2 separate regions of the Mus musculus genome follow, and region 1 is linked to region 2. A link is a loop called in an ENCODE intact Hi-C map of the cell type or tissue named here. Cell type or tissue: heart. All regions are shown on one strand. Each heading gives the region's core, and the rest is flanking DNA. Links, peaks and the distances in the headings are about the cores only.

Evidence for each region. Peaks named below come from ENCODE experiments on the same cell type or tissue, not always from the same donor. Only the 100,000 strongest peaks of a DNase experiment are listed, where the experiment ranks them.
Region 1: it touches region 2 in a loop (16-fold over the local background); 20 of 42 quality-filtered maps call a loop at or near these places.

Annotation. Positions count from the first base shown.
Region 1 is chr6:59,795,615-59,812,353 of GRCm38, forward strand. No RefSeq gene overlaps it. Among named protein-coding and RNA genes, the nearest start is that of Gm22622, 98 kb to the left of the region's middle. In heart, for the core only: no CTCF peak of the experiment used is centred there; no DNase peak of the experiment used is centred there.
Region 2 is chr6:60,006,467-60,023,205 of GRCm38, forward strand. No RefSeq gene overlaps it. Among named protein-coding and RNA genes, the nearest start is that of Gm22723, 56 kb to the right of the region's middle. In heart, for the core only: no CTCF peak of the experiment used is centred there; no DNase peak of the experiment used is centred there.

The DNA of each region.
Region 1 (16,739 bases), core at 4,430-12,429, 210 kb before region 2:
TAACAAAATGGTCCTAGCACACATGGAATATCTTGCATTATTGAGTACTCTAAACAGTCCACAATAAGTGTGAAAGAGGCAGAGGTGTGATGTTTTCTGTCACCAAACATATAGATTAGATTAAGGGCTTCAGTATGAACAACATCTTTTACCAACAAAAGTAACATTGGTTTAAGAATTAATATGATCCTGTGTAGGTGTTCAAGGTTCAGTTCCTGAAAACAGTTCTTCTCTGCTACCTAAGAACCTCAATTACACTCTGGAGTGAAATTCTTTCTTTGATCAGCCATATAATTCAGACCGCTGTCAGAGATTCTCCATGAGAGATTGTCTACACTGGATTGTTCTGTGGGAATGTCTATGAGTTATTTATTAATTAAGTTTATTGATGTGTGAGGTCACAACCTCCTATGGGTGGTATCGCATCCTAGGCAGGGGTTCCTTAACTTTGTGAGCTGAGTGCAAACAAACATTAAATTGATCATGTGTCTCTTCATTTCTCTGTTCTTAAGTGTGGGAGCATGTGATTAGTTCCTGCTTCAGTGAAGTTTCCACATTTATGTCCTTTCTCTTAGACATTGCTTTTAGTCAACATATTTTATCAAAGTAATAGTAATGAAACCAAAAGAATGATGTTGTCATCAACTATATATATATATATATATATATATATATATATGTGTGTGTGTGTGTGTGTGTGTGTGTGTATGTGTGTGTGTATATGTATGTACATATATATATATATATATATATATATATATATGTGTGTGTGTGTATTTCAACTATATATAGAGTTGAATTATAATATATTTAAAATTCTATGTTATATCTTTAAATCAATGTAACTGACATAAATAAATTAATATTTGGTAACGCCTTCTGTACTTCTTTTCCTCTTAGCTCTTAGTGGCCATTCTGCTAGTACAGTTATTCATAGCATGTTTTTATACAAATGTGTCATTTGTATAATCATATGACATATATAAGGAGCACAGTTGCACTGTGTTCTATAGTGAAAATACTTGAACACATTCCCAGTCATCACTTAATTAATTTCTCATTAATTTGGATACCCACAATTTTTCATTATTTCAGATACTTCAAAAAATTCTGTTCATAATGCTGTATGTCACTTTGAGAATTCTTTGGTTTTAGACTTCTGCAAGAAATGTACAATACATTCTTCTTCATTTTCATAGTTCTTCCTACCTTAGCACCAAAGCATTTATAATGTTCTGATAGTGAAACTGTAGAAGTTTTTATATTGAGTAACTAGGAGTAAATGCAGAGAGTGGTTGAAATGCCCACAACTCACTCTTTGTTCATTGGAAGATTATGAAAGTTGGTTTTGACTTCCAGCTTAACTGAAAAGAGATTAGTAGAGTACACTTTTGGATATGTCACTGAGGGCTCTTCTAAAGGGATAGTGGCTGGCGGTGTGGGGAAAGACTTCATGGAACTGGACATGGTACCATCTTTTGGGCTGTGGACTAGGTATAATAAAATAAGACAAGAAAGACAATTGCTGCTTTCATTCTGTTTCCTGTCTGGCATGGAGTGAGTTTTTAACTCTGCAATGCACTGCCATTCATAATGAATTGAAAACTTTAAAAATACAAGGGAAAGTAAATCCTCTGTACCTTAAGTTGTTCATCTCAAACATTCTGTCATAGTGAAGAAGATGGGTAACCAACAGAGTCTGTCATTTTTCTCATTGCCCATCTCTTGGCCAGGTGTATTTCTTTTAAACATTCCTTCTTTATAAATGATGCTGTTTTAATTTTTGTAAGTTTTGAGTTAAAGTAATAGATGTCTTATTAAACCTTAAAAACACTTTAAAATATTTTCATAATTTGCATTTATGTTACTTGTTTTTGTGGTGACACAGGTTGAGAAATATGCTGATCTATAGATAAAATGATAAATAGGTTTAGCACTATGTCCATTTAGTAACCCAGTAGTGCTAGGTTCTGTGCTAGAGTCTGAATACTATCAAGCCACAGGCTCTTAGTCAGAAAATGGTACCTGGTGTAAGTTTCTTCATGAAGAATGAGTCTTGAATCTAATTTTTCAAAAGTGATTGGTTTCTCCCATGATGATATGCCACCACTGTATCATTGGGTGTATTTTCCCAGTCTAGCATTGTTTTAATTTGCAGAATTTACTGAAGAAAATTTTCTCCTTTGGCATCACAGAGAATACTATGTTATAGTAATATAAAGGAAAACCAATAGGGATGAAGCTTCCAGTTCACTATCCTCTTAATTTCACCATGTTCTAAATGGTATCCTCAACAATAGGACCTTATCATAAAGGTTTGAAGGTTAAACAAGAACGCTGGAAATAACTTGTATTATTTGGGACTAAGGAACAGCAGTTACCTACAATCAATTCCAAAAGAAGGAACTCTTTCCTGGCACTGACTTGCATTTTTCATTTGTTATTCTTTGCTCTAGTAGGGCCATCTAGTATATATATATATATTAGCTTCTATTTGACTTTTTCAGCAGGTATTTAGTGTTATTTATTATTCCCTATTTTCCCTTGTTTACCTTATCCTCCTTTCTTCAATCAAAATGTAAATTTCTTACTTCAGTATTTGCCTTTTAACCCTCAAATTCCCATACAAATTCCCATACCAATTTGGGAGGAATATTACAAAATAAGATTATTTGCAGATGATGTTTATACTTAAGAGACCCCCCCAAATTTCACCATAGAAATCCATAATCTTCTAAACAACATCATCAAAGTGGCTTAATATAAAATTAATTCAAACAAATCAATAGCTGTGATGGTTTGTATATCCTTGGACCAGGAAGTGGCACCATCTAGATGTGTGGCCTTGTTGGAATATGTGTGACCTGGTTGGAATGGGTGTGTCACTGTGGGTGTGGGCATAAGATCCTCACCCTAGTGGCCTGGAAGTCTTTCTTCCACTAACAGCCTTTGCATGAAGATCTACCTGTGCCATGTCTGCCTAGATACTGCCATACTCCCACCTTGATGATAATGGACTGGACCTCTGAATCTGTAAGCCAGCCCCAATTAAATGTTGTTTTATTAAGCCTTGCCTTGGTCATGGTGTCTGTTCAGAGCAGTAAAACCCTAACTAAGACAGAAGTTGGTACTAGGAGTGGGGTATTACTGTGATGGGCCTGAGCATGCTTTTATTTGAAAGAATGTGGATTTTTGGACTTTGGATTTGGAACTCAGTGGAATGCTTTAAATGGGACTTAATGGGTCAGTCTAGTAGGAATATGGAAGACTTTGTTGGTGGGAGTAATTTGAACTGTGTTGACTTGGCCCAAGAGATTTCAAAAGAGAAGAATTTCAGTATGTGGCATAAAGACTGTTTTTGTGGTATTTTGGTGAGGAATGTGGTTACTTTTTGCCCTTGTCTGAAAAGTCTGCCTGAGGCTAAGGTGAAGAGACTTGGATTAATTGCATCAATTGCATTGACAAAGGGAGTTTCAAAAAAGCCCAACAGAGAATTTGTTCTCTGGTTAAGTCTCACAAAGAGAAGTTTGAACAAGCATAGCAAGCTTAAAAAGGCCAAATATAAAATATATGGTTCGAGTATTCAAGGCATACCTGGAAGTGAATGGAGCAAAATCCTGTGTTATAGAAAATAGCAGATTAAGGGAGTAGGACATTGGGGCAAGTTCCTACCCAGCTGAATTTAGATACAGGCATGTGGTATACACCTTTAATACCATGAGACAGGAATGCTGATCTCTGCATTCAAGTTCAGTCTACAGAGCAAGAACCAGGATAGCCAAGCTTAGGCAGTGAAGGACTTATAAAACATAAAGCCAGTGATAATGTAATAGTACAAGAGGATCATTTTCTAGTTCCTGTAAGCAGCAGAACTCTGCAGCTTCAGCCATGTGGCTCTGGCTCTAGAATTAAGAATGAAAGAAACTACTGGGACAATTGATGTTGGTTAGCTAGAGCAAAGACATTAGCAATGATTAAGAAGAGACCAGTATCACTGTGTTGAAATCTGGGAGTTGTTTTCTGGGAGCACAAAAAAGCTGTGTTCCAGAGATAGACAAGGTTGTACCTCGTGCTGCAGGTGGACTTGGTAATGTGAAAGAGTCACCCAGGTGGTACTGGTTTTTTTGAAGGCATGAAGGTGTCATGAAGAACAGCTGAGGCTTGGCACTGTGAGAAGTCATGGAAGGCCATTGGAGAAGGTGTAGCCTTAACTGTTGATGGCCCAGGACTGAAGGGGTCAGGCAAAGGATTTGATGCTTGGCACCATGAAGAGAGCCTATGAGAGGCTATTGGTGAAGCCTAGTTGGAGTGGAACACCCCAGTGTATTGGAGATGTCAGTACCATGGAATGATCACCAAGAACAGCAGCTGTAGTGGAGTGGATCATCCTGAGCTTAGAGTGCTACAGAGGGCAGAGCTGTGGAAGTGATGCCAGCCCTTAGGAGGAGTCCAAAAGATCAACTGGAATCCCAGACACTGAAACAAGAAGCTGTAACATTGAAATTGCCTTGGAGACACAAAGCTGTTAAAGATGCCAGAGCCATGGGGTACATGCTGATGAAAGCTGCTAACAGGGATTGGAACCAGCCTAGGAGAAGGCAATTTGTTGCAGTCAACAAAGATGAAAAAGGAGTGGAGATCTGAAGACTGCTTTAACATCAGCCATGGAGATGCAGAGTTTGGAGTTTGCCCAGCTGGTTTGCTGCCTTGCTTTGGGGATTACAGTTAATAAGTTCGATGAATCTCAGAAGAGACCTTGAACTTTGGACTTTTAACATTGTTGAGACTGCTATAGACTATGAGGACTTTGAAAGTTGGAATGAATGCATTTTGCATTATGCTGTATTTAAGTAGGTCCCCATAGACTCATGTTTTTTAACAAGTCTATGGGGACCAGGTAGTGGAATGTGATGTTATATATATCCTTGGACCAGGGAGTGGTACCATCTGGAGGTGTGGCCTTGTTGGAATAGGTGTGACCTGGTTGGAATGGGTGTGTCACTGTGGGTATGGGCATAAGATCCTCACCCTAGTTGCCTGGAAGTCTTTCTTCCACTAGCAGCCTTTGGATGAAGATGTAGAACTCTCAGCTCTACCTGCACCATGCCTGCCTAGATACTGCCATGCTCCCACCTTGATGATAATGGACTGAACCTCTGAATCTGTAAGCCAGCCCCAATTAAATGTTGTTTTGTTAGGAATTGCCTTGGTCATGGTGTCTGTTCACAGCAGTAAAACTCTAAGACAATAGCCTTCCTATACTGAAAGGATAAACAGGCTGATAAAGAAATTAGGGAAATGACATCCTTCACAATGGTCAAAAATAATATATAATTCTTTGGTTTGACTTTAAGCTGTAAGTGGAAGATCTGTATGACAAGAACTTCAAGTCTCTGAAGAAAGAAATTCAAGAGTATCTCAGAAGATGAAAGTTCTTTTATGCACATGGATTGGCATGATTAATATTGTAAAAATGGCCACCTTGCCAAAAGTAATCTACATATCCAGTGCAATCCCCATCAAAACTCCAACTCCATTCTTCCTAGAGTTAGAAAAAGTAAGTTGCAAATTCATTTGGAATAGCAAAAGAAAACTAAACAATAAAAAATAGTATAGCACAAAGTATTCTCAACAAAAAAATGAACTTCTGGGGGATCACCTTCAATGACCACAAGTTGTACTACAGAGCAATAGTGATAAAAACTGCTTGGTATTTGTAGAGTGACAGGCATCTAGATCAATGCAATTGAATTGAAGACACAGAATTGAACCCATACACCTATGTTTACTTGATCTTTGACAAAGGAGCTAAAACTATCCAGTGGAAAAAAGACAGCATTTTCAATAAATGGTGCTGTTTCAACGGGCAGTCAGTATGTAGAAGAATGCAGTCAATCCATTCTTATTTCAATGTACAAAGCTAAAGTAAAATTGTAAAGGACCTCCTAAAAAACAAGATAAACTGAAACTAATAGAAGATAAAGTTGTGATGAGCCTCGATAACATGGGTACAGTGGAAAATTTCCTGAACACAATGCCAGTGACTTATGCTTTAAGACCAACACTAGAAAAATGGGACCACATAAAATTGTAAAGCTTCTGTAAAGCAAAGGACACTGTCAATAGGACAAAATGGCAACCAACAGAGTAGGAAAAGATCTTTACAATCCTACATCTGATAGAGGGTTACTATCCAAAATTATCAAAGAACTCAAAAAGTTAGACTGTAGATAATAAAAATAAACATATTTAAAATGGCATACAGAGCTAAACAAAGAATTTTGAATATAGGATTATCCAATGGCCAAGAAGCACCATATATGTAGCAGAGGATGGCCTTGTAAGGCATCAATTGGAGAAGAGACTCTTGGTTCTATGAAGACTTAAAGTCCCAGTATATGGGAATGTGAAGGTGTAGAGGCAGAAGTGGGGGCTCACCCTCATAGAATTAGAAGGAGGGAGGGTGGGATAGAGCTTTCGAGGGGGGTTGGGAAAGAATACAACATTTCAAATAGAAATAAATAGAGTACCTATATAAAAAAGAAAATATTGAAGACAAACAATTTAATGAAGAAAGACTAAATTAGGTTCATGTTTTCAGTGCTTATAGCACAAAATGTACAGTGTAACTATGTGATGTCTAGATTGTTTATAGTGTTGAGTACATGTTTGATATTTAGTGTATATATGATGCATGATGTGTATCTGACATATAGTGTGCAATAATGATATATAGTATGTGTGTAGGATGTAAATTGTATGTATGTTGTATAGTGAGTGATTAATGGTGTATGTTTACCTTTGTGATATATAGTTGATGTTTGTGATGTTCTGTGCTTGTGTTGTATGGTATATGTGATATATAATGTATTTCTATGATGGATGAATATGAAGATTTGGGTGTTAGGTACGGAATATCATATATGTACCTAGTGGACAAGTAGGTTTCATTTGTGATAAACTAATACTTTTGGTTTTTTGGAAGATAAATTTTAGACAGAGGAAGAGATTATCAAGAGAGCCAACACTACTGCTATTTGCAACTCTATTTATGAAGGTATTGTCTCACTGTTACTTTGTCATCAGTTATAAGAGATACATCTTAGTTTTATTTTAACAGCACTAAAGTCAGATGTATCCTTTAAATGGTAATTTCTCCCACTATTGTTGTCCAGAGGGTAGCTAAAGGAGGTTGCTATTGATTTCACTTCATAAACATGGGGGAGTCTCTATATTTTAAGTCTATTTCAATTGAGTTCTGTCCAATTTTAATAACACAAAAACTCTATTTTTCTGATTTGAATGTATTTATTAAGATTATTTTATATCCCAGTCTTAAAATATTTTTTTTGCATATAGAAAAAACTGAAAACAAATTGTAATGTCTAAATTATGTTAAATGCAACCTTTCAATATAAGTGAAAGTTTATTTAAATTGTATGGAAGCCTGATGTCATAGCTCAGTTAAGAATATTTCTTTGCTGTAATAAATAAATTAATGTCAGGTCTTCAAAAATCACATATTAAAGAAATGCAAAAATTTTCACCCAGCTATAAAGAGAAATGAACTTTTCAAACTGAGCCTTTCCTACCTTGTCTTGTAGACTAAGCATACTGTATTATAGCATACCATTATATTGCTAGGGAAAAGTATCTCTTTAGTAGGGAATGAGCAGATTCAGGGTGAAAAATGACAGAACAATCTGAAGATAATTCTAGAATCCCAAGCACATTTCCATGGTTCAATCTACCATCTTGTGCAGTAGCTTCCGAAGCCTCCCTATAAATTTTCACTCCTCATTGTAGTCAGAAGAAAGTCTATACTTCCTGTCTGCAGAATTCATCTTCGACTGGCTTTTGGCTAACCTCTCCTGCTTCCTTTCTCCTTGTTTCAGCCACAGCAAATGCTGCCTGCCCCTTCCCCCTTTCCCCCCTTTGTGCTGGCTCCTCATTCCTTGCAGCACCATGTTCCAGGGTATTGCTCTTTCTCACCACTGAGCTCCCAGGACACAGTCTCCAAGCAAATTAAATAAAGTTGTTGATATGGTTTTATAAACAAGCCTTTCATATTTTTTGTATGATTGTATAGCTGAAATTATCCTGAATCCTTTCTTCTCACAAAGACATAATTCCCATTGTCATAAGGCTGCAGAGGCTTTATGTTTTTTGTTTGTTTTGTTTTGTGTTGTTTTTGTCCTTACTTTTTTAACACTGCTCTATTGAATGAATAAATAAGCGCACAGTAGTTGGATGGCTTAATATGATATAGGGGTAACAAAAAAGAGCCTCAATTGTTTGGGGAAATGTATTTATGCAAAACTGAAAATAATTTCAGAAGGAATCAGAAGCATATTAAATTTAAATAACAAGAAAAATGTTAATACATACAAAAAAGGAGTGATGGAATCACGTGATGGTAGAGGTGGGCACAGATTGGACCTGGCTGTGTTGATCATGTGAAACAGAAACTGATTTGGAGGAAATGAACAAATGGAAGAGCAGCTTGCAAGTCTTGCGATGAGGAAAGAGCACACACTGTGGCAGGAGCCCATGTAAGCATGAATATGCAGCCAAACAGCTGAGTTCAGGAGTCTGGTGCCAGGAGGTTGCATCCACTATGTAGATTATGCATGTGTTTATAGGAATTCATAGTTTTAGAATACTAAAGACTAATGTTTTGATGTACTTCACATATTTTTCATTAGATGTGATGTTTTAAAGTGAAATATTCTTGAAGAATGAATGCAAGTTAGTACAGAGCACTTTGCAAAGATCTACTTTTTAGAAATACTTTGAGAATATTTAGCATATCCCTTTACAGTTTTAAAGGCATAAGACACATTGGATTGTGCCACTTGATTTCTGTATTAATTATTGTCTTGGTACTGTTTTACTGTTAAAAATAAATACTTAATGAGACTAAACCTAAGAAAGAGATTTTTCTATCTCATAGATTGAAGATATGATCCACTATGGTATGGTCTACCAGCAGTGGCTATGTCTATAGCTGTGTTGTCATAAGTGTGTGGTCACACTCTATTCACAGTTGGGGAATGAAGATAAGTGAGTGCTCTGATTAACTCATTCTTGCCCTTTTATAATGTTAAAGTGAAATATAAAATAAATAAAATAAAAACATGTAAAGGAATAAAATTAGGATTATGATAAGAAAATATAAACTTATGCTAATGGTCATTGTGAGTTCAAGGAAACGAAATATAAATCCAAAATTAGTTTTGGAATTTTCACATGTAATAAATGTAATTTCATGTTCATCAGCAGAGAAATCAGCATAAATTTGGTGTGAAGAGGAAGGAATTATATTCATATTCTGTACAATCACTGGTTCTCAGATAGCAGTGTATTAGAGATTGAATAGCAAGAATTTTCTGCAAATATTAATCCTTAAATTATATAATATATGAATAAGTATCCCATTTTGCAAATGTAAACATAGTCTAGATGAAGACCTTAATAACTCATCCCTTGCTTTATCAATACTAAAGATATGAGTAGAAAACTCACTTAAAAATACACCAATAGCAACTGAGATTTCATTGGATTGTAGTTGTCTGATATGGGTAATGGTTTTGTATTTGTCAGACTTACATCTGGTATGTGAATACAATTATCTGTTTCTATATTCCCCATGTGGGTCTGCATGTCCATCTATGTCCATCATTGATGTCGATATGAGTTTTTGTTTTTTTGTTTTTTTTTTTTTTTTTTTTTTTTTTTTTGCGTGAAAGCAGTCTGAATCAGAAAATCAAAGTTTGAGTTAAACAACAATAAATTCAGTGTCCATAAAATCAGATGTATTTATAGAAGAGAAAATATCAAATAAAAAAAACAATATTCTGAAAAAAAAGATTACCCATAGCAAGGAAAAGATTAAGGATTTTTATACCAACATAGGAATCTGCCACAGCTACAAGATACAAGTTTCTGATGTCTTTTTCTGAAACAGTTGGAGGTGATCCACCCATAACAACAAAGTCATTCTTCATTGTTTCTACAGCAACCATGTACCAATTTCCTATGATCTGAAACTTGTATTATTTAAGCCTGTCTCTTTGCCTTTTAGAGTGGATGAACGAAATGAATGTTTGATATTCACACACAAATGCAGACTCATCTACTTTATTTTATTAAGTTGTTTGTATATGTGACCTATTTGCAAGGTTTATGAACAAAACTGGAGATTGAAGTGAATCCCTTGGTGCTGACATTATTCCATAACTAGAACCTAGAAGAATATTTCCTACTTTCTCATCAGGCCTTACACTGGAGTCTAAGGAAGCAACATGATCAGATCACACACATCACATTAAATTGGAAAAAAAAGACCAAACAATTTTTTAAAATATTTTTAAAATTCCTCATTTTCATTGTAACATATTCACGTGAAAAATATCTAAGAATATATTTTATGTAGAATAATTTAAAACTCATTTTACATTATAAATATTATTTTGACTATTTAGCAAATTGTCAAATTTGTCGATAAAAATAATTATTCATGAGCAAGAGAGATGATCAGTAGTTAAGAGAGCTTGATGTTCTTTCAAGAGACTCTTGCTTTGATACCAGTACCCACATGACTTTGTGCACAACCGTCTAAATGTCTCTTGGGGAATCCAATGATTTCTTCTGAGAGCACAACATCATATGAATAAACAGAGACACACACTTATATACATAAATAAAACAAAATAAAATCAATCTTTAAAAAGTAAAAAATGTTCTGTTTAACAGACATTTAATAAAGAATTTAATGAATATATTTTAATTAGCTGAAATATAAAAGATAAGAATGTCAGTAATTAAAATAACCAATGAAAATATTCATATTAAAGCTTATTAATTTAATCTTCAATTCTAATGATAACAAAGTATGCACGGTTTTGTTTCTGATTTTTAGTAATTGGCAATCATTTGCAATAATCAGTCTTACAGAAGTAATGGCCATATGCTTGAGGAATTCACTTTGTGGGGAAGATGTGCAAAATACATTGCATTCATAATTGTGATTTCAATGATGATAAGGTTTGAGGTGTGTGTTATTTTTGGCTGGTGAGTATGGTGACTCATTATTATTGTCATCATTATTATCTTTTTAGTTTATTTGTGTGGCTGTATATATGTCTCCACACCATGGTGTGCATAGTGACCACAGTGTTTGAATAATAGGGTCAAATTTGGGTGCTGGGAATTGAACCAAAGTCCTCCAAAGGGGAGCGGTGTTCCTAACAGCTTAGCCATCTTTCCAGTCCATCATTCCTCTTTTACTATTATATAGAACAGAACTACATAATGTCTTCTTTTAATTAAAATTCTATGTACATAGAAGGCATTGATTCATAGATGCATACACATAGAAGGTTCACTATTCAATGACACTCCTTCAAATTCTTATTGGAACCTGGCTTATGTCACCTTATAGTCCAAGAATAAAATTTGAATTCAGATGCTTTAAAGGAAAACATGGATGTAATTTATGTTTGAGAAATGTAAAAAGAGAATATCTGGGTTTCTTTGTCTCAATCATCTTGTTTGTAGAAATATTACATTATTTCCCCACTTTATTTCATCAGCAGCCTACAGAACAAAGGACTAACAATGAAGATAATAGTATAGGTTAGAGTTGGATTTTAAAAATATGCCATAAATGGAAACCTTACTAACTCTTAGATGCAACTAATTTGGAGACTAAAGTTGTTAATTTTGGAGAATGTAAAATACCATGTGAGATGCTCAAAATGTAATGTACTTAGGTCTACAATTGTGAACACAGTAGTCTACCATTGTAAATGTGTAATGTCCCACATTTTTTAGTCCTTCTCAAGACCCCATGAACGACAGTGGTGAACAATACTAACCAGATGCAGCAATGAAAAGATGGACAGAGAGGGGCCCATAGTGTGACAACACATCTGCGGGGGGCGGGGGGAATATACATTGAAGAACATTAAACAGCTCTCTCTCTCTCTCTCCCTCTCTCCCTCCCTTCTTTTCTTCCTCCTTCCCTCTCTCCCTCTCCCAAACTCTCTCAATCTCTTCTGCTCTTTATCCTCTCTCCTCTCCTCTCACAAAATGAAGGAAAACAGACAGTGTGGGTAGTGACAAGCAGCAGGAGTTTTTGGAACAGTGTGATCAGATACTCATTCCAAAGTAAAGCATAAACTACCTGCTTGAGAAAGGGAAGGGTCATAGAGAGTAGCTGTGCCATGGGACTCTATATAAAATACAATATTAGAAAGCAATGTTTGTGATGCTAACGTACTATTCACAGATTATTTTTCAAGCTTACAGTTATTGAAAATGTTTAAAGAGAATGTGTTTGTCTTACTTGTTTGATTTTTTCCCCTATTCTCCAGATATTTGTCCTAAAATAAGACATACATATATTGGGTGAGTAGAAACACGATATTTTTTTTTTACTATTATAAAAATGTTTTTTGTTGCCAGGCAGTGATGGCACGCGCCTTTAATCCCAGCATTTGGGAAGCAGAAGCAAGCAGATTTCTGAGTTTGAGGCCAGCTAGGTCTACAAAGTAAGTTCCAGGACAGCCAAGTCTATACAGAAAAACTCTGTCTGAAGAAAGCAAAAGAAAAAGTTTTTTGGTTATTTTACTTTTATAAAAATTGATGTGAGTGGGTGTGGGAAGGTGTGGGCACAGTGCATATATAATACCTTTGGCAGACAGTAGATGAGAGAAGCTCACACAGTGTAACAAGATGCTGAGACCAGCATCATTCTTACCCATTGGACCCTCTCTTTTTAATACTTATACTAAACTTCTCCACTTGTTTTGCTCTCTTAAGACTTCAAGATTAACAGGAAAACACTTTTAACTTTGGAGTCAAAGAAATTCCTGAAAGATGAAATCCTAATTTTGGGGAGAATAAATATTTTGGGGAGATAAATATTTTGGAGCTTTATGTGATACAACTACTTATGTACTTTTCTTTGTCATGTAGACCTCGGTATTTAACTTGTAATATTAACTTCAGGAGTAATGCAGACTTTTATAAAGCTAATATAATTTTCTATAAAAATCTTAAAAATAACATCTCTTGTTTACTGTACAGGGATGGAACCCTGTGAAGTGATTTAGACTTAAGTTTCCTTTTATTCCATTGCTCATCAGTGGAATAAATTTTAAATGTTTTAACTGTATATATAATTTAGGTATAGAAATAATTTTCACAATCATAATTTTCATGTATATATATATGTATATATATATATATATCATATATTTTGATCATATTCTCTCTCTCACTCCCACTTCTCTTTTTCATCATACCAACTGATGAGTCTATTTTTAGACATACATATATAATGTGTACATAAATGTATTATATAGATTTATATAGCTTTATCATAGTGTGTATTATATAAATTAAATCTTATAATATATGTACAAAAATACATGAATATATGTATGTGTATACATATGTTAAGTTTCAGGTTACCAGTAAGTTTTATTTGGACTGATTGTATAATCAGGTTTGCAGACTTATTTATAGGAACATGGGCACCTCTTCATCAGATACCCCACTGAAAATCATCTTTATCCTGTCTTCCAGCATCTATGAAATCCTGTAGATTGTGAGAAATGTTTGAGGTATGGTGTGATTCCTCCCAAACAACCAGCAATCTTTATTGACTATAAATGTTCAGAAGGAGTAGAAGTCTCATGATACCCATCCATTCCACCATGGACTTGTGAATGGTCCAGTCTGGCCCAGGTTCCATTATTCGAAAAGTTAATTACATTGTGATGGTAAGAACAACTCATCTACATTAAACTTTTTATTTTTTATCTCTACAAATAAAGATAAGATCAAAGATATGTGTAATAGTAACTTCTCTATGGCAATTCATCTATTTGTGTGATGAAAAAATTTTGGTTTTTTTTCTAATTGTGTTTTTCCTTCCATTCTATGAAGTCATAATCTCTGATTAATTATTTCTTTTCCCACTTGCATGTATTGCTTACATGACATTCCTCACTTCTATATTAAATTGATACCATATCACATTTGTGTTGAAGAAGTGAATTATCCTCAGTGTTTTATAAACATTAAGGCAGTTGCAAAGTAAAGATGTAAAAAAATTCGATAAGATAGATTAAAAAAATAAATAGAAAGAGAATAAAGAGATGGCTCAGATGTTAATAGTACTTACTGTTCTAACACATGACCAAGGTTCAAGTCCCAGCACTAATGTGGTGTTTCACAATAACTTGTAACTATAGTTGCAGAGGATCTGACGTTGAAGAGTAAATATTTCAATAACAAAATGAACATCTGTTGGAACATGGTCAAAAGAATGACACATGTTTAACAATGCCTTGGGCAACTGTGAGTGATGCTCCAAGAAAAAAAAAAAAAAGGCTTTTACCTCAAGTGCATTTTGTTTCACAGATTGTTCTTGGATGTGATTTGTGTTTCCTGTAAAAAATATTTATATTCATCATATACGTTCTGTTTTTTCTAGTTGGCTATCAGATCATAGCTATAGAACCCAATCTGGTCTGTGTACCTTGAATCTGCTTATGACCTTCTGCCTTGCTTTTATGCTTTCTCAGATACGATCAATGTTACTTGTCAGGCAATTGTGTTTAAATCAGTCTCTTCTGAAAAAGCTCAGGGTAAGGGATGCAATTTCAATATTTTGTATGTTTCTACAAATGTCTATTTACATTTTTTTCTTTACTCAAGTAACCTTCCTTGGATCATCTGTTTCTTTGTTACAGTCATGTATCAATGCATATTTAAACTGAAGTAAGGTTTTCTACAGTATTAGATTATAATCACCTCCACTCTTTCAGGTCCTTAATTCCTGGGTTAAACAGACAAGTTCTACACAGATTGACAAACATTTATACACTTAAAATTTTATGGCTTTCTCCCATATTTCTGATCTAATTATTTCTTTATTTCTTAAAATGTTATCATAATTACATCATTTCCCCCTTCCCCTTTCATTCTCAAAAGTCTCCTATATACTCTCCTTGCTTTCTTTAAAATGTTTGGTCTTTTTTCTCAATTAGTTGTGGTTACATGTGGGGCACTAGGCTGTGCGTAGGTAGTCTGAACTCCAGTGGAGTTGAGGTCTTGAACCCCAGTAGGAACCAGTGGTGTTAATTTTCAGCTACATTGGATAGAAGGCATTCCCTCATGTCTCCTGGACCCCTGTCTCTTGTCAAAATTACATCCCCCACAGCCCCCTCAGGTGAGGCATGTGGCTATCAGTCATTTAGAAGATGTCCCAAGCTTCTGACTTTGAGGATAGTATCCTCCCCACAGTTGCCTAGCAACAGTAAGATATAAGAGGGGCTCTTTGACCCCTCCTTGCTTCCTTACTCCCTTAAGTTCTTACCTCTCTCTTTAAGCTTTCTTACTCTCTAGCCTTTCTTCTCTTTCCCCCAAACCATGTCCATCCATGTCCATGGGCAGTCTCTCTCTCTCTCTCTCTCTCTCTCTCTCTCTCTCTCTCTCTCTCTCTCTCTCTCTCTCCCTTTTCTCTTACCCCCTGCCTTTCAACAATAAAAACTCTAAAACCATAGACTGTTTCTGTTCACCAAGGCTTGCCATGCTTAGACAAGTGGATAGGCTTTCTTCTAATGAGCCGATTCTAACCTCCTCTCAGAAGGTCTTCCTCTGCTCCAGCCATGGACCTTCTTGCCTGTGTGAGATCCACCCAGCATTCCCTTTCTTTCCTCCTGCCCAATCTTCCCCTATCTCAGGGGCCAAGTGCCACCCTGGGGCCCTTATTCTGTTCTCAGCTTCTCTGCTATATCCAGCAAGGGATACCAGAGACTGAGAACTTGGTCCCAAGGGCTGTACCTTGTGCACCCCCTACACAATGCGGGGGTCAGTGGCTTCACCCAGCCAGATGCCCACGTGGGGCCACGTGCAATGCATCCGGCAGTTCTCCCATGTCCTCTAGTACAGAACACTGGAACTCTGGTGGGATGCAGGCACTCTCTCCCACTCCCCTCTTCCCCTATACCCACAGCCCTGCAGTTACACACATATATGCATTGTTATATACATAAATGTTCTTAAATTCCTATATATAACCTGGTTGTTTGAAACATAATACCATCAGTAAAAAAGCTATGGGGAAGATTTGCCAAAGGAAAGGGGGAAAGTTAATATTTTAAGATAGGTTTGTATTGCAGGGGAAGTTTAATTACTAATTTTACTTATTTTGTGTACATGAGTACACTGTAGTTCTCCTGAGACTCACCAGAATTGGGCATTGGATAACATTAAAAATGGTTATAAGTCACCATTTGTTTGTTAAGAATTGAACTCAGGACATCTTGAAGAGCAGCCAGTGCTGTTAACCACTGACCCATCTCTCTAGCCCACAATTGCTAATTTAAAATTTTTTTCTGCTAACAAATGTAAGTACAGAAATGCATGTAAATATGATATGCCATAAATTCAATCCCAAATAAACAGTTCAGTGCTGTTTATTTTTTGATTTTATTTACTGTCTACCAATCTTTATAAAAACAATGTGACATCAAAAGTTATGTGGAAAAATTGATTTAACAAAAGAAAAAATAGTATATATATATATATATATATATATATATATATATATATATATATATATCTCCAGTGTTCAGTCTAAACATTTTCTGTAGATATAGGGTGGGGAGAAAAACAGTCTCTGGACCCAGGAAAATGAATAGTGAGAGGGTATATACCTGACA
Region 2 (16,739 bases), core at 2,984-10,983:
TAAAGAGGCAGAGGTGTGATGTTTTCTGTCACCAAACATATAGATTAGATTAGGGGCTTCAGTATGAACATGCTTTACCAACAAAAGTAACATTGGTGTAAGAATTAGTAAATGTGATCCTGTGAAAGTTTTCAAGGTTCAGTTTCTGAAAACTGTTCTTCTCTGCTACCTCAGAACTTCAATTACATGCTGGACTGAAATTCTTTCTTTGATCAGCCATATAATTCAGACCGCTGTCAGAGATTCTCAATGAGAGATTGTCTACACTGGATTGTTCTGTGGGAATGTCTATGAGTTACTTATTAATTAAGTTTATTGATGTGTGAGGTCACAACCTCCTGTGGGCGGTATCACATCCTAGGCAGGGGTTCCTTAACTTTGTGAGCTGAGTGCAATCAAACAGGCAAGTGATCATGTGTCTATTCATTTCTCTGTTCTTAAGGGTGGGAGCATGTGATTAGTTCCTGCTTCAGTGAACTTTTCACATTTCTGTCCATTCTCTTTGACATTGCTTTTTGTCAAAATATTTTATCAAAGTAATAGTAATGAAACCAAAAGAATGACGTTGTCATGAACTATATACATACATATATATATATATATATATATATATATATATATATATATATATATATGCTTGACTAGGGGTCATTCTGCTAGTACAGTTATTCATAGCATGTTTTTATAAAAATGTATCATTTTTATAATCATATGACATACATTAGGAACACAGCTGCACTGTGTTCTATAGTGAAAATACGTGAACACCTTCCTAGTCATCACTTAATTAATTTACCATTAATTTGGATACCCAAAATTTTTCATTATTTCAGACACTTCAAAAAATTCTGTTCATAATGCTATATGTCACTATGAGAAAGCTTTGGTTTTAGACCTCTGCAAGAAATGTGCAATACATTCTTTTTCATTTTGATAGTTCTTTCTACATTAGCACCAAAGCATTTATGATGTTCTGATAGTGAAACAGTAGAAGTTTTTCCATAGAGTAACTAGGAGTAAATGCAGAGAGTGGGTGAAATGCCCACACCTCACTCTTGGTTTATTGGAAGATTGTGGCAGTTGGTTGAGACTTCCAGCTTAACTGAAGAGATTAGTAGAGTACATTTTTGGATGTGTCTGTGAGGGCTCTTCTAAAGGGATAGTGGTTGGGGGTGGGGGGAAAGACTTCATGGAACTGAACATTGTACCATCTTTTAGGCTGGGGACTAGGTATAATAATATGAGACAGGAAAGACAATTGTTTCTTTCATTCTGTTTCTTGTTTGGCATGGAGTGAGTTTTTAACTCTGCAATGCACTGCCATTCATAGTGAATTGAAAACTTTAAAAATATAAGGGAAAGTAAATCCTCTGTACCTTAAGTTGTTCATCTCAAACATTCTGTCATAGTGAAGAAGATGGGTAACCAACAGAGCCTGTCATTTTCCTCATTGCCCATCTCTTGACCATGTCTATTTCTTTTAAAAATTCCTTCTTTATACATTATGCTGTTTTAATTTTTGTAAGTTTTAGAAGTAACAGAAGTCTTATTAAATCTTAAAATCATAAAATATTTATCATAATTTGCATTTATGTTACTTGTTTTTGTTGTGACTCAGGTTGAGAAATATGTTGATCTATAAATATAATGATAAATAGTTTTAGTACTATGTCCATTTAACAACCCAATAGTGCTAGGTTCTATGCTAGAATCTGAATACTACCAAGCCACAGGCTCTTAGTCAGAAAATGGTACCTGGTGAAGGTTTCTTCATGTCGAATGAGTCTTGAATCCAATTGTTCAAAAGTGATTGGTTTCTCCCATGATGATGTGCCACAATTGTATAATTGGGTATGATTTCCCAGTCCAGAACTGATTTAATGTGCAGACTTCACTGATGAAAATTTTCTCCTTTGGCATCACACAGAGTACTATTTTATAATAATATAAAAGCAAACCAGTATGTCCAATTTTCTGAGGAACAACCAGACTGATTCCCAGAATAGTTGTACAAGCTTGCAATCCTCCCAACAATGGAGGAGTGTTACTCTTTCTCAACATCCTCGCCAGCATATGCTGTCACCTGAATTTTTCATATAAGCCTTTCTGATTGGTGTGAGGTGGAATCACAGGGTTGTTTTGATTTGCATTTTCCTGATGATTAAGGGTGTTGAACATTTTTTCAGGTGCTTCTCCGCCATTCCATATTCCTCAGGTGAGAATTATTTGTTTAGCACTAAACCCCATTTTTAATGGGGTTATTTGATGTTCTGGAGTCCACCTTCTTGAGTTCCATATATATATATATGGATATATATATTAGATATTAGTTCTCTATCTGATTTAGGATAGGTAAAGATCCTGTCCCAATCTGTTGGTGACCTTTTTGTCTTATTGACGGTGTCTTTACGGAGGATGCCACAATACTTCTCCTGGGCATATATCCAATAGATGTTCCAACTGATAAGAAGGGCACATGTTCCACTATGCTAATTACAGCCTTATTTATAAAAGCCAAAAGCTGGAAAGAGCCCAGATGCCTCTCAACAGAGGAATGAATACAGAAAATACGGTGCATTTACACAATGGAGTACAACTCAGCTATTAAAAAGAATGAATTTATGAAATTCCTAGGCAAATGGATTTACCTGGAGGGCATCATCCTGAGTGAGGTAACCCAATCATAAAAAAGCTCACATGATATATTCTCACTGATAAGTGGATATTAGCCCAGAAACTTAGAATACCCAAGATATACAATTTGCAAAACAAATGAAACTCAAGAAGAACGAAGACCAAAGTATGGACACTTTTCCCCTTCTTAGATTTGGGAACAAAACACCCAAGGAAGGAGTTACAGAGACAAAGTTTGGAGCTGAGATGAAAGGATGGACGATCTAGAGACTGCCATACCCAGGGATCCATCCCATAAATAGCCTCCAAACCCTGACACAATTGCATACACTAGCAAGATTTTGCTGAAAGGACCATGATATAGCTGTCTCTTGTGAGCCTATACTTGGGCCTAGCAAACACAGAAGTGGATGCTCACAGTCAGCTACTGGATGGATCACAGACCCCCAATGGTGGAGCTAGAGATAGTACCCAAGGAGCTAAAGGGTCTGCAACCCTATAGGTGGAACAACAACATGAACTAACCAGTAACCTCGGAGTTCAAGTCTCTAGCTGCATATATATCAGAAGATGGCCTAGTTGGCCATCATTGGAAAAAGAAGCCCCTTGGTCTTGCTAACTTAATATGCCTCAGTACAAGGAAACACCAGGGCTAGGAAGTGGGTGTGGTTGGTTTGGGGATTTGGGGGGAGGGTATAGGGTACTTTTGGGATAGCATTGGAAATGTAAATGAAGAAAATACCGAATTTAAAAAAAAGCAAACCAGTAGGGATGAAGCTTCCAGTTCACTATCCTCTTAATTTCACCATGTTCTATGTGGTGTCCTCAGCAATAGGACCTTATCATAAAGGTTTGGAGGTTAACGAAAAATGCTGGAAATAACTTGTATTATTTGGGACTAAGAAAGAGTAGTTACCTACAATTCCAAAAGAAGGAACTCATTCCTGGCACTGACTTGCATTTTTCATTTGTTATGCTTTGGTCTAGTAGGGCCATCGGTCTTCTGGTATATATAGTAGCTTCTATTGGACTTTTCAGCAGGTACTTAGTGTTATTTATTACTCCCTAGTTTCCCTTGTTTAGCTTATCCTCCTTTCTTCCATCAAAATTTAAACTTTCTTCCTTTAGTGATTCTCTTTTCACCCTCATTGTTTTCTAATTCCCATACAAATTGGGAAGGGAGATTTCAAAATAAGATTATTTGCAAATGAGGTTGGTATATGTAAGTGTCCCCCAAAATTTCACCATAGAAATCCTAAACCTTATAAACAACATCATCAAAGTGGCTGAATATAAAATTAATTCAGACAAATCAATATCCTTCTTATACTGAAATGATAAACAGGCTGAGAAAGATATTAGGGAAATGACATCCTTCACAATAGTCAAAAATAATATAAACACTTGGGTTTGACTTTAACCTATAAGTGAAAGATCTGTACGATAAGAACTTCAAGTCTCTGAAGAAAGAAATTGAAGAATATCTCAGAAGATGAAAGATCTTTCATGCACATTGATTGACATGATTAAAATTGTAAAAATGTCCACCTTGCCAAAAGTAATCTACATATCCAGTGCAATCCCCACAAAAACTCCAACTCCATACTTCCTAGATTTAGAAAAAGCAACTTGCAAATTCATTTGGAATAACAAAAGAAAAATAAACAATAAAAAATAGTATAGCACAAACTATTCTCAACAATAAAAGAACTTCTGGGGGGATCACCATCAACGACCACAAGTTGTACTACAGAGCGAAAGTGATAAAAACTGCATGGTATTTGTAGAGTGACAGGCATGTAGATCAATGGAATTGAATTGAAGATGCAAAATTGAACCTATATACCTATGTTCACTTGATCTTTGAAAAGGAGTTAAAATCATCCAGGGGAAAAAACACAGCATTTTCAACAAATGGTCCTATTTCAACTGGCAGTCAGTATGTAGAAGACTGCAGTCGATCCATTCTTATTTCCTTGTACAATGTAAAGTAAAATTGTAAAGACCTGCTCAGAAAACAAGATACACTGAAACTAATAGAAGAGAAAGTTGTGATGAGCCTCGATAAGGTAGGTATGGTGGAAAATTTTCTAAACACAATGCCAGTGGCTAATGCTCTAAGACCAACACTAGATAAATGGGACCACATAAAATTGCAAATCTTCACTAAGGCAAAGGACAATGTCAATAGGACAAAATGGCAACCAGGAGTGTAGGAAAATATCTTTAGAATCATACATCTGATAGAGGGCTACTATCCAAAATAATCAAAGAACTCAAAAAGTTAGACACTAGATAATCAAATAACCCTATTTAAAATAGCCTACAGAGCTAAACAAAGAATTTTGAATGGAGGATTATCCAATGGCCAAGAAGCACCATATATGTAGCAGAGGATGGCCTTGTAAGGCATCAATGGGAGAAGAGACTCTTGGTCCTATGAAGACTCAAAGCCCCAGTACAGGGGATCATAAGGTGTGGAGGCAGAAGTGGGGGCAAACCCTCATAGAATTAGGAGAGAGGATGGGATAGAGGTTTCTGGGGGGGGGGATCGGGAAAGCATATAACATTTCAAATTGAAATAAAATACCCAATAAAAAGAAAAAATTGAAGACAAACAATTTAATGAAAAAAGACTAAATTTGTTTCATGTTTTCAGAGCTTATAGCATAAAATGTACAGTATAACAATGTGATGTCTAGAGTGTGTATAGTATTGAGTACATGTTTGATATTTAGTGTATATATGATGCATAATGTGTATCTGATGTATAGTGTGCAGTAATGATATATAGTATGTGTATAGGATATAAAATATATGTATGTAGTATAGTGAGTTATTAATGGTGTATGTTTATGTGTGTGATATACAGAGGATTTTTGTGATGTCCTGTGCTTGTGTTGTATGATATATGTGATGTATAATGTATTGCTATTACAGATATATATGAAGACGTGGGTGTTAGGTATGGAATATCATATATGTACCTTGTGGACAAGTAGGTTTCATTTGTGGTAAACTAATACTTTTGGTTGTTTGGAAGATAAATTTTAGATGTAGGAAGGGAGTGTCAAGAGAGCCAACCCTGCTCATATTTGCAGCTCTATTTATGAAGTTATTGTCTCACTGTTACTGTGTCTGTCATCAGTTATAAGAGATACATCTTCGTTTTATTTTAACAGCACTAAAGTCAGATGTATCCTTTAAATGGTGTTTTCTCCCACTATTTTTGTCCAGAGGGTAGCTAAAGTAGGATGCTATTGATTTGACTTCATAAACATGGAGGTGTCTCTACATATTTTAAGTCTATTTCAATTGAATTCTGTCTAATTTTAATAACACACGAACTCTTTTTTTTCTGATTTGAACGTATTTATTAAGATTATTTTACATCCCAGTCTTAAAATTAAATTTTATTCCAAATAGACAAAACTGAAAACAAAATTATAATATCTAAATCATATTAAATGCAACCTTTCAATATGTTTATTAACATTATATCAAAGCCTGATGTCATAGCTCAGTTAAGGATATTTCTTTGCTGTAATAAATAAAATAGTGGCAGGTCTTAAAAAATCACATATTATGGAAATGCAATAATTTCCCCCAACAATTAAGAGAAATGAACTCCTCAAACTGAGCCTTTCCTACCTTGTCTTATAGACTAAGCATACTGTAATATATCATACCACTGTATTGCTAGAGAAAAATATCTCTTTATTAGGGAATGAGCGGAGCCAGGGTGAAAATGACCACACCAAAAAGAACAATCTGAAGATACTTCAAGAAGCCCCTCCCTTTTCCTCCCTTTGTGCTGGCTCCTCATTCCTTGCCTCACTCTGTTCCAGGGTATTGCTTTTTCTCTCCACTGAGTTCCCAGGACACAGTCTCCAAGCAAATTAACTAATGTAGTTGATATGGATTTATAAACAAGTCTTTCATATGTTTTGCTTGTATGATATGTATAGCTGAAATTATCTTGAATTCTGTCTTCTCACAAAGAAATAATACCCATTGTCATAAGGCTACAGAGTCTTTATGAGTTTTCTTTGTCATTACTTTTTAACACTGCTCTATTGAAAGAATAAATATGCACACAGTAGTTAGATGGCTTAATAGGAGATAGGGGTAAAAAAATGCCTCAATAGTTTGGGAGGTGGCATCCACTCTGTAGATTATGCATCTGTTTATAGGAACTCACATTTTCAGAATACTAACGACTACTATTTTGATGTACTTCACTTATTTTTCATTAGATGTGATGTTTAAAGTGATATATTCTTGAAGAATGAATGTATGTTAGTACAGAGGACTTTGCAAGAACTGCTTTTTAGAAATACTTTGAGAATATTTAGCATATTCCTTTACAGTTTTAAAGGCATAAGACACATTGGATTGTGCCACTTGATTTTTGTATTAATTCTTGTCTTGGTACTGTTTTACTGTTAAAAATGAATACTTAACGAGATTAAACCTAAGAAAGAGATTATTCTATCTCATAGATTGTAAATATGATCCACTATGGTATGGTCTACCAGCAGTGTCTATGCCTCTAGCTGTGTTGTCATGAGTGTGTGGTCACACTCTATTCACAGTTGGGGAATGAAGATAAGTGAGTGCTCTGATTAACTCATTCTCGCCCTTTTATAATGTTAAAGTGAAATATAAAATAAATAAAATAAAAATATATATAGGAATAAAATTAGGATTAGGATAAGAAAATATAAACTTATGCTAATGGTCATTGTGACTTCAAGGAAACTAGAAATAAAAATCAAAAATTAGTTTTGAAAATTGTACATGTAATAAATGTCATTTCATGTTCATCAGCAGAGAAATTAGCATAAATTTGGTGTGAAGAGGAAGGATTTATATTCATGTTCTGTACAATCACTGGTCCTCAGATAGCAGTGTATTAGAGATTGAATAGTAAGAATTTTCTGGGAATATCAATTCTTAAATTATATAAAATATGAATAACTTTCCATTTTGCGAATGTAAACAGAGTCTAGATGAAGACTTTAATACCTCATCCCTTGCTTTATCAATACTAAAGATATGAGTCGAAATCTAATGTAAAAAAAACAGCAATAACAACTGAGATTCCATTGGATTGTAGTTGTCTGATATGGGTGATGGTTTTGTATTTGTCAGATTTATATCTGGTATATGAAAACAAGTATCTGTTTCTATGTTCCCGTGTGGGTCTGCATGCCCATCTATGTCCATAATTGATGTCTATTTGAGTTTTTTTTTTTGAGTTAATGCAATCTGAATCAGAAAATAAAATCAAAGTATGAGTTAAATAACAATAAATTTAGTGTCCATAAAATCAGATGTATTTATAGAAGAGAAAATATCAAATAAAAAATTCAATACTCTGAAATAAGATTACCCATAGCAAGGAAAAGATTAAGGATTTTCATACCAACATAGGAATCTGCCACAGCTACAAGATGCAAGTTTCTGATGTCTTTTTCTAAAACAGTTGGAGGTGATCTACCCATAACAACCAAGTCATTCTTCATGATTTCTACAGCAACCATGTACCAATTTCCTACGATCTGGAACTTGTATTATTTAAGCCTGTCTCTTTGTCTTTTAGGGTGGATGAACAAAGTGAATATTTGATATTCATGCAAAAATGCAGACTCATCTACTTTATTTTATTAAGTTGTGTGTATATGTGACCAATTTGCAAGGTTTATGAACAAAACTGGAGATTGAAGTGAATCCCTTGGTGCTGACAGACATCATTATATAACTAGAACCCAGAAGAATATTTCCTAGTTTCTCATCCAGCTTTATACTGAAGTCTAAAGAAGCAACATGATCCAATCACACACATCACATTAAGTTGGAAAAAAAAAGACCAAACAATTTTTAAAAATATTAGAAAAATTCCCAGGTTTCATTGTAATATATTCACATGAAAAATATCTAAGAATATATTTTATGTAGAATACTTTAAAACTAATTTTACATTATAGATATTATTTTGACTATTTGGAAAATTGTCAAATTTGTCAATAAAAATAATTATTCATGAGCAAGAGAGATGATCAGTAGTTAAGAGAGCTTGATGTTCTTTCAAGAGACTCTAGCTTTGATACCAGTACCCAAATGACTTTGTGCACAGCCATCTAAATGTCTCTGGGGGAATCCAATGATTTCTTCTGGAATCTGGGAGCAACCTATCATATGAATAAAAATAGAGACACACCTATATACATAAATAAAACAAAATAAAATCAATCTTTAAAAAATAAAAAATGTTCTGTTTAACAGACATTTAATAAAGAATTTAATGAATATATGTTGATTAGCTGAAATAAAAAAATAAGAAAATCAGTAATTAAAATAACCATTGAAAATATTCATATTCTAATGATAACAAAGTTGTGATTTTTAATAATTAGCAATCATTTGCAATAATCAGTCTTACTGAATTAATGACCAGGTGCTTGAGGAATTCACTTTGTGGAGAAGATGTGCAAAATAAATCGCATTCATAATTGTGATTTCATTGATGATAAGGTTTGAGCTGTGTGTTATTTTTGGCTGGTGAGTATGGTGATTCATCATTATTGTCATCATTATTATCTTTTTATTTTTTTGTGTGTGGCTGTATATATGTCTCCCCACCATGGTGTACATAGTGCCCACAGTGTCTGTATAATAGGATCAAATGTGGTTGCTGGGAATTGAACCCAGGTCCTACAAAGGGGAGCGGTGTTCCTAACAGCTTAGCTATCTTTCCAGTCCATCATTCCTCTTTTACTATAATATAGAACAGAGCTACATAATGTCTTCTCTTAGTTAAAATTCTATGTACATAGAAGTCATTGATTCATAAATGCATACACATAGAAGATCCACTATTCAATGACACTGCTTCAAATTCTCATCGGAACGTGGCTTATGTCACCTTATAGTCCAAGAATAAAATTTGAATTCAGATGCTTTAAAGGAAAACATGGATATAATTTATGTTTGAGAAATGTAAAAGAATATATCTAGGTTTCTCCACTTCATTTCATCAGTAGCCTACAGAGCAAAAGACTAACAATGAAGATAATAGTATAAGTTGGAGTTGGATTTTAAAACTATGCCATAAATGGAATCCTTACTAACTCTTAGATGCAACTAATTTGGAGACTAAAGTTGTTAATTTTGGATAATGTAAAATTCCATGTGAGATGCTCAAACTGTAATGTACTTAGTAGGTCAACAATTGTGAACACAGTAGTCTACCATTTTAAATGTGTAATATCCCACATTTTGATTCCTTCTCAAGACCCCATGAAAGACAGAGGTGAACAATACTAACCAGAGGCAGCAATGAAAAGATGGACAGAGAGGAGCCCACAGTGTGACAGCATACCTGAGGGGGGATTCCACATTGAAGAACATTAAACAGCTCTTCTCTCTCTATCTCTCTCCCTCTCTCCCTCCCTTTTTGTCTCCCTCCTTATCTCTCTCCCTCCCCCAAACTCTCTCAATCTCTTCCTCTCTTTCTTCTCTCTCCTCTCCTCCCACAAAATGAAGGATAACAGACAGTGTGCATAGTGAAGAGCAGCAGGAGTTTGTGGAACTTTGTGAACAGATACTCATTCCAAAGTAAAGCATAAAGTACCTGCTTGAGAAAGGGAAGGGTCATAGAAAGCAGCTGTGCCCTGGGACTCTATATAAAATACAATATTAGAAAGCAATATTTGTGATGCTAACTTACTATTCACAGATTATTTTTCAAGTTTACAACTATTGAAAATGTTTAAAGAGCATGTGTTTTTCTTACTTTTTTGAATTTTCCCCCTATTCTGCAGATATTTATCCTAAAATAAGACATACATATATTGAGTGAGTAGAAACACAATTTTTTTTTACTATAATAAAAATGTTTTTTGTTGCCAGGCAGTGATGACACATGCCTTTAATCCCATCATTTGGGAAGCAGAAGCAGGTAGATTTTTGAGTTCGAGGTCAGCCAGGTCTACAAAGTAAGTTTCAGGCCAGCCAAGGCTATACAGAGAAACCCTGTCTGAAGAAAGCAAAAGAAAATGTTTTTTTTGTTGTTGTTGTTGCTATTTTACTGTTATAAAAATTGATGTGAGTGGGTGTGGGAAGGTGTGGGCACAGTGCATATGCAATAAGTTTGGCAGACAGTAGATGGGAGAAGCTCACACAGCGTCACAAGATGCTGAGACCAGCATCACTCTTACCCATTTTGCCCTCTCTTCTTAACACTTATACTAAACTTCTCCACTTGTTTTGCTCTCTTAAGACTTCAAGATTAGGCTGGGCAGTGGTGGCACACACCTTTAATCCCAGCACTTGGGAGGCAGAGGCAGGTGGATTTCTGATCTGAGGCCAGCCTGGTCTACAGAGTGAGTTCCAGGACAGCCAGGGCTACACAGAGAAACCCTGTCTCGGAAAAAAACAAAACAAAACAAAACAACAACAACAAAAAAAAAACAACAACAACAACAAAAAAAAAAACAATGCAAGACTTCAAGATTAACAGGAAAACACTTTTAACTTTGGAGTCAAAAGAAATTCCTGAAAGATGAAATCCTATTTTTGGGGTAAATTATGAGCAGCTAAATATTTTGCAGCTTTAGGTGGTACAATTACTTATGCACTTTTCTTTGTCATGCAGACCTCAGTATTTAACTTGGAATATTAATTTCAGGAGTTATGCAGACTTTTATAAGGTTAATAAAATTTTCTATAAAAATCTTAAAAATAACATCTCCTGTTTACTGTACGGGGATGGAATCCTGTGAAGTGATTTAGACTTAAGTTTCCTTTTATTACATTGCTCATCAGGGGAATAAATTTTAAAATTGTATAACTGTGTATACTACTTAGGTATAGAAATGATTTTTACAATCATAATTTTCAAGTATCTATATAATGTATTTTGATTATATTCTCTCTCTCACTCCCACTTCTCTTTTTCCTCATACTAACTGATGAGTCCATTTTTAGACATACATATATTATGTTTACATACATGTATTATATAGATTTATATAGCTTTATCATAGTGTGTATTATATAAATTAAATCTTATATTATAATATATGCACAAAATACATTATATACATATGTATATATGTATATGCATACATATGTTAAGTTTCAGGTTACCAGTAAGTTTTATTAGGGCTGATTGCATAATCAGGTTTGCAGACTTATTTATAGGAACATGGGGACCTCTTCATCAGCTACCCCACTGAAAATCATCTTTATCCCATCTTCCAGCATCTATGGAGTTCTGTAGATTGTGAGAAATGTGTGAGATCTGGTGTGATTCCTCCCAAACACCCAGAAATCTTTATTGACTATAAATGTTCAGAAGGGGTAGAGGTCTCATGATCCCCATCAATTCCACCATGGATTTGTGAATGGTCCAGTCTGGCCCAGGTTCCATTATTTGAAAAGTTAATTACATTATAATGGTAAGAACAACTCTACTACATTAAACTTTTTATGTTTTTATCTCTACAAATAATGATAAGATCAAAAATATGTGTAATAGTAACTTCTCTATGGCAATTCATCTATTTGTGTGATGAAAAAATATTGGACTTTTTCTAATTGTGTTTTTCCTTCCATTCTATGAAATCATAATCTCTGGTTCTTTACTTCGTTTCCCACTTGCATGTGTTGCTTACATGATATTCCTAACTTCTATATTAAATTGATAGCATATCACATTTGTGTTGAAGAAATGTGTTATATAAATTAAGGCAGTTGCAAAGTAAAAACATAAAAAAATCATTAAGATAGATTAAAAAAAAGAAATAGAAAGAGAATAAAGAGATGGCTTAGATGTTAATAGTACTTACTGTTCTAACACATGACCAAGGTTCAACTCCCAGCACTAATGTAGTGTTTCATAATAACTTGCAACTCTAGTTGCATAGGATCTGACGTTGAAGAGTAAATATTTCAATAACAAAATGAACATCCGTTGGAACATGGTCAAACGAACGACGCATGTTTAATGCCTTGGGCAACTGTAAGTAATGCTCCAAAAAAAAAAAAAAAAAAAAAAAAAAAAAAAGGCTTTTACCACAAGTGCATTTTGTTTTACAGATTGTTCTAGGATGTGATTTGTGTTTCCTGTAAAACATATTAAAAATATTTATATTCATCTTATAAGTTATGTTTATTCTAGTTGGCTGTCAGATTATAGCTATAGAACCCAGTCTGGTCTGTGTACCTTATATCTGTTTATGACCTTCTGCCTTGCTTTTATGTTTTCCCAGATACAATCAATATTACTTGTCAGGCAATTGGGTTTAAATCAGTCTCTTCTAAAAAAGCTCAGGTTAAGGGCTGCAATTTCAATATTTTGTATGTTTCTACAAATGTTTATTTACATGTTTTTTTTTAACTCAAGTAACCTTCCTTGGATCATTTGTATCTTTGTTACAGTCACATATCAATGCACATTTAAACTGAAGTAAGGTTTTCTACAGTATTAGATTATAATCACCTCCATTCTTTCAGGTCCTTAAACCACCAGGTTAAAAAGACAAGTTCTATACAGGTTGACAAACGTTTACTAACTTAAAATTTTATGACTTTCTCCCTTATTTCTGATCTAATTATTTCTTTATTTCTTGAAATTATAACATAATTACATCATTTCCCCCTTCCCCTTTCATTCTCAAAACTCTCCTATATACTCTCCTTGTTTTCTTTAAATTATATGGTCTTTTTTCTCAATTAGTTGTGGTTACATGTGGGTCACTGGGCTATGCACAGACAGCCTGGTCTCCAGTGGAGTTGAGGTCTTGAACCCCAGTTGGAACCAGTGGTGCTAATTTTCAGCTACATGGTATAGAAGGCATTCCCTCATGTCTCCTGGAACCCTCACTCTTGTCAAAATTACAGCCCCCACAGCCCCCACAGGAGAGGCATGTGGCTATCACTCATGTAGACAATATTCCAAGCTTCTGGCCTTCAGAATAGGATCCTCCACACAGTGGGCTAGCAACAGCAAGATAAAAGAGGGGCTGTTTGGACCCTACTTGCTCCCTTACTCTCTTAAGTTTTTATCTCTCTCTTTAAGCTTTCTTAGTCTCTAGCCTTTCTTTTCTCCCCCCATGTCCATGGGCTCTCTCTCTCTCTCTCTCTCTCTCTCTCTCTCTCTCTCTCTCTCTCTCCCTTTCCTCTTCCCCCTGCCTTTCAACAATAAAAACTCTAAAACCATAGATTGTCTCTGTTCACCAAGGAACGCCATGCTTGGACAATTGGATAGGCTTTCTTCTAATGAGCTGCTTCTAACTTCCTCTCAGAAGGTGTTCCTCTGCTCCAGCCATGGACCAGACTAAAGACTCTTGCCTGTGTGAGATTCACCCAGTGCTCCCTTTCTTTCCCCTGCCCAATCTTCCCCTATCTCGGGGGCCAAGTGCCACCCTGGGGCCCTTATTCTGTTCTCAGCTTCTCTGCTGTATTCAGCAAGATATACCAGAGACTGAGAACTTGGTACCAGGGGCTGTGCCTTGTGCACCACCCACACCATGTGGGATCAGTGGCTTCACCCAGCCAGATGCCCACGTGGGGCCACGTGGAAAGCATCTGGCAGTTCTCCCATGTCCTCTAGTACAGAACACTGGAACTCTGGTGGGATGCAGGCACTCTCTCCCACTCCCCTCTTCCCCTACACCCACAGCAGTGCAGTTACACACATATATGCATTTTTATATACATAAATGTTCTTAAATACCTATATATAACCTGGTTGTTTGAAACATAATACCATCAGGAAACAAGCTATAAGGAAGATTTGCCGAAGGAAAGGGGGAAAGTTAATATTTTAAGATAGGTTTGTATTGCAGAGGTAGTTCAATTGCTAATTTTACTTATTTTGTGTACATGAGTACACTGTAGTTCTCTTCAGACTCACCAGGAGTGGGCATTGGGTAACATTAAAAATGGTTATAAGTGACCATTTGTTTGCTAAGAATTGAACTCAGGACATCTTGAAGAGCAGCCAGTGCTGTTAACCACTGACCCGACTCTCTAGCCCACAATTGCTAATTTTAATTTTTTTCTGCTTACAAATGTAAGTATAGAAATGAATGTAAATCTGATATGCCATAAATTTAATCCCAAATAAACAGTTCAATGCTGTTTATCTTTATTTTATCTACTGTCTACCAATCCTTATAAATACAATGTGACATCAAAAGATATGTGGAAAAATTGATTTAACAAAAGAAAAATTTATATATATATATATATATATATATATATATATATATATATATATATATATATCCAGTGTTCAGTCTGAACTTTTTCAGTAGATACAGGGTGGGTAGAAAAACAGTCTCGGGATCCAGGAAAATGAATACTGAGAGGGTATATACCTGATATCCAGAGGCCTGACACTTTCATAAGGGTCACATTGCATTTTATCCCACCTGTAGCTGACACTAGTGTTGATCTACTTTTGTATTAGGTGAGATAGAACAACAAAAATACAGGTGTAAGAAGTCAATTACATTTTAAAATACAAGAAAACACAAACACAGAACAGACTAAAGTTGGTAAATTGTTTCATTAGAAATTTAGAAATTCTGGGATATGGTTTAAAACAACATGTATACATACATACATATATGTGTGTGTGTGTGTGTGTATGCGTGTATGTGTGTGTGTATATATATAATATATATACATATATATATATAAATATATATGTATGTGTGTGTATGTATATGTGTGTATGTATATATATATATGTGTGTGTGTGTGTGTGTGTGTGTGTGTGTGTGTGTGTGTGTGTGTGTGTGTATGGAGAAAAGAAACATGATGTTTGTTCTAAAGATGTGCTTAAGAGTCAAGAGCCTCAGCCAAAATGACTCAGTTCAGAACCTTATGGATTGAATTCCTCTGATGCTCCTTGTATGGAGTTTCTTATTATCTTCTAAAGAGTATAAGTATTACCCATCAATGGACAATGTTTTGCATTGGTTAGCCTTTCTACTCTTTGCTGGTCTTTGTTGGGCTTCCAGCAGGCTAATCTTTGCTGATGACACTCTTCCATTGATTTACCTTGAATTCTTCGTTCTTCACTGATATAGCTTGTTGTGACTCTGTAGAGAGAAATTCCCCAAAGTTCTTCTGGTGCTATACCATCTGCTTCTTGATGCTACTGTGGACTCTTGCATATTGGCAGATCCTTGTGGTTTCTTCTGGATTAAGCTTCTACTACTGGTTCATATTTGGTTAATGAGTTAACTGGAATGCTATTGCTGACTCCTGTTTGGTATTTTGCTGGTGGACTGCACTGCTGACAAAAAAGACTCAAATTACCCAAAGAAATATTTCTAAACAGGTCCACAATCCATTTCCTTTTAATCTTTCTTTTCCACTACATTTGCTGGGTTATCGGTTAGTAGGGAGGTTGAAGCATTAAGGAACCTTTTATAAAATCTAAGCCTAAAGTTCTTTGTTTCCCAGATATTTATTTAGTTTTCTGAATTTTTCATGTAATCTACAAACTAATCCTATGTAAGATACTTAGGTGATAAGGAGATAATTTTTTTCTTACTCTTTACTTCATGCTTTCTTCATGAAAAGATGGTGTCCTTTGCTTTGGTTGAGAGATGAAGAGTTAGTATTCATTAAGTGTGTGGTCCATAGTGCATCTACTATGCTTTCATATATGGCCATCCAAATAAGACTTCATATAGCAATAAGCAGTTAATGGTTTCAGAAAATTTGTCACAATTTTTGAATGCTGTGAATGGTAAGGCATAAAAGAGATGTATGAATGATGTCTGAACAAAATGTTTTAATTTGTTAGAATTCAATAGAAGCATGTTTAAGTGGTGGGCTTGTTCAGGAGATGGTTAGTGAGTAAAATTGTTTTCTGAGCAAGAATAAAGACTTACTTAAGGATCACCATTCACTTATAAATCTTGATATGGTGGTACACATGATTAACCCTAAATATATTTATTATACAAATATTATTTACTTTATATACAATGTAGTTAGTATAATGCATATACAATATAATAAAGAAAGATAATCTCAAAAGAAATTTTAAATGAAAGAGAAACAAAATAAAATGAGGT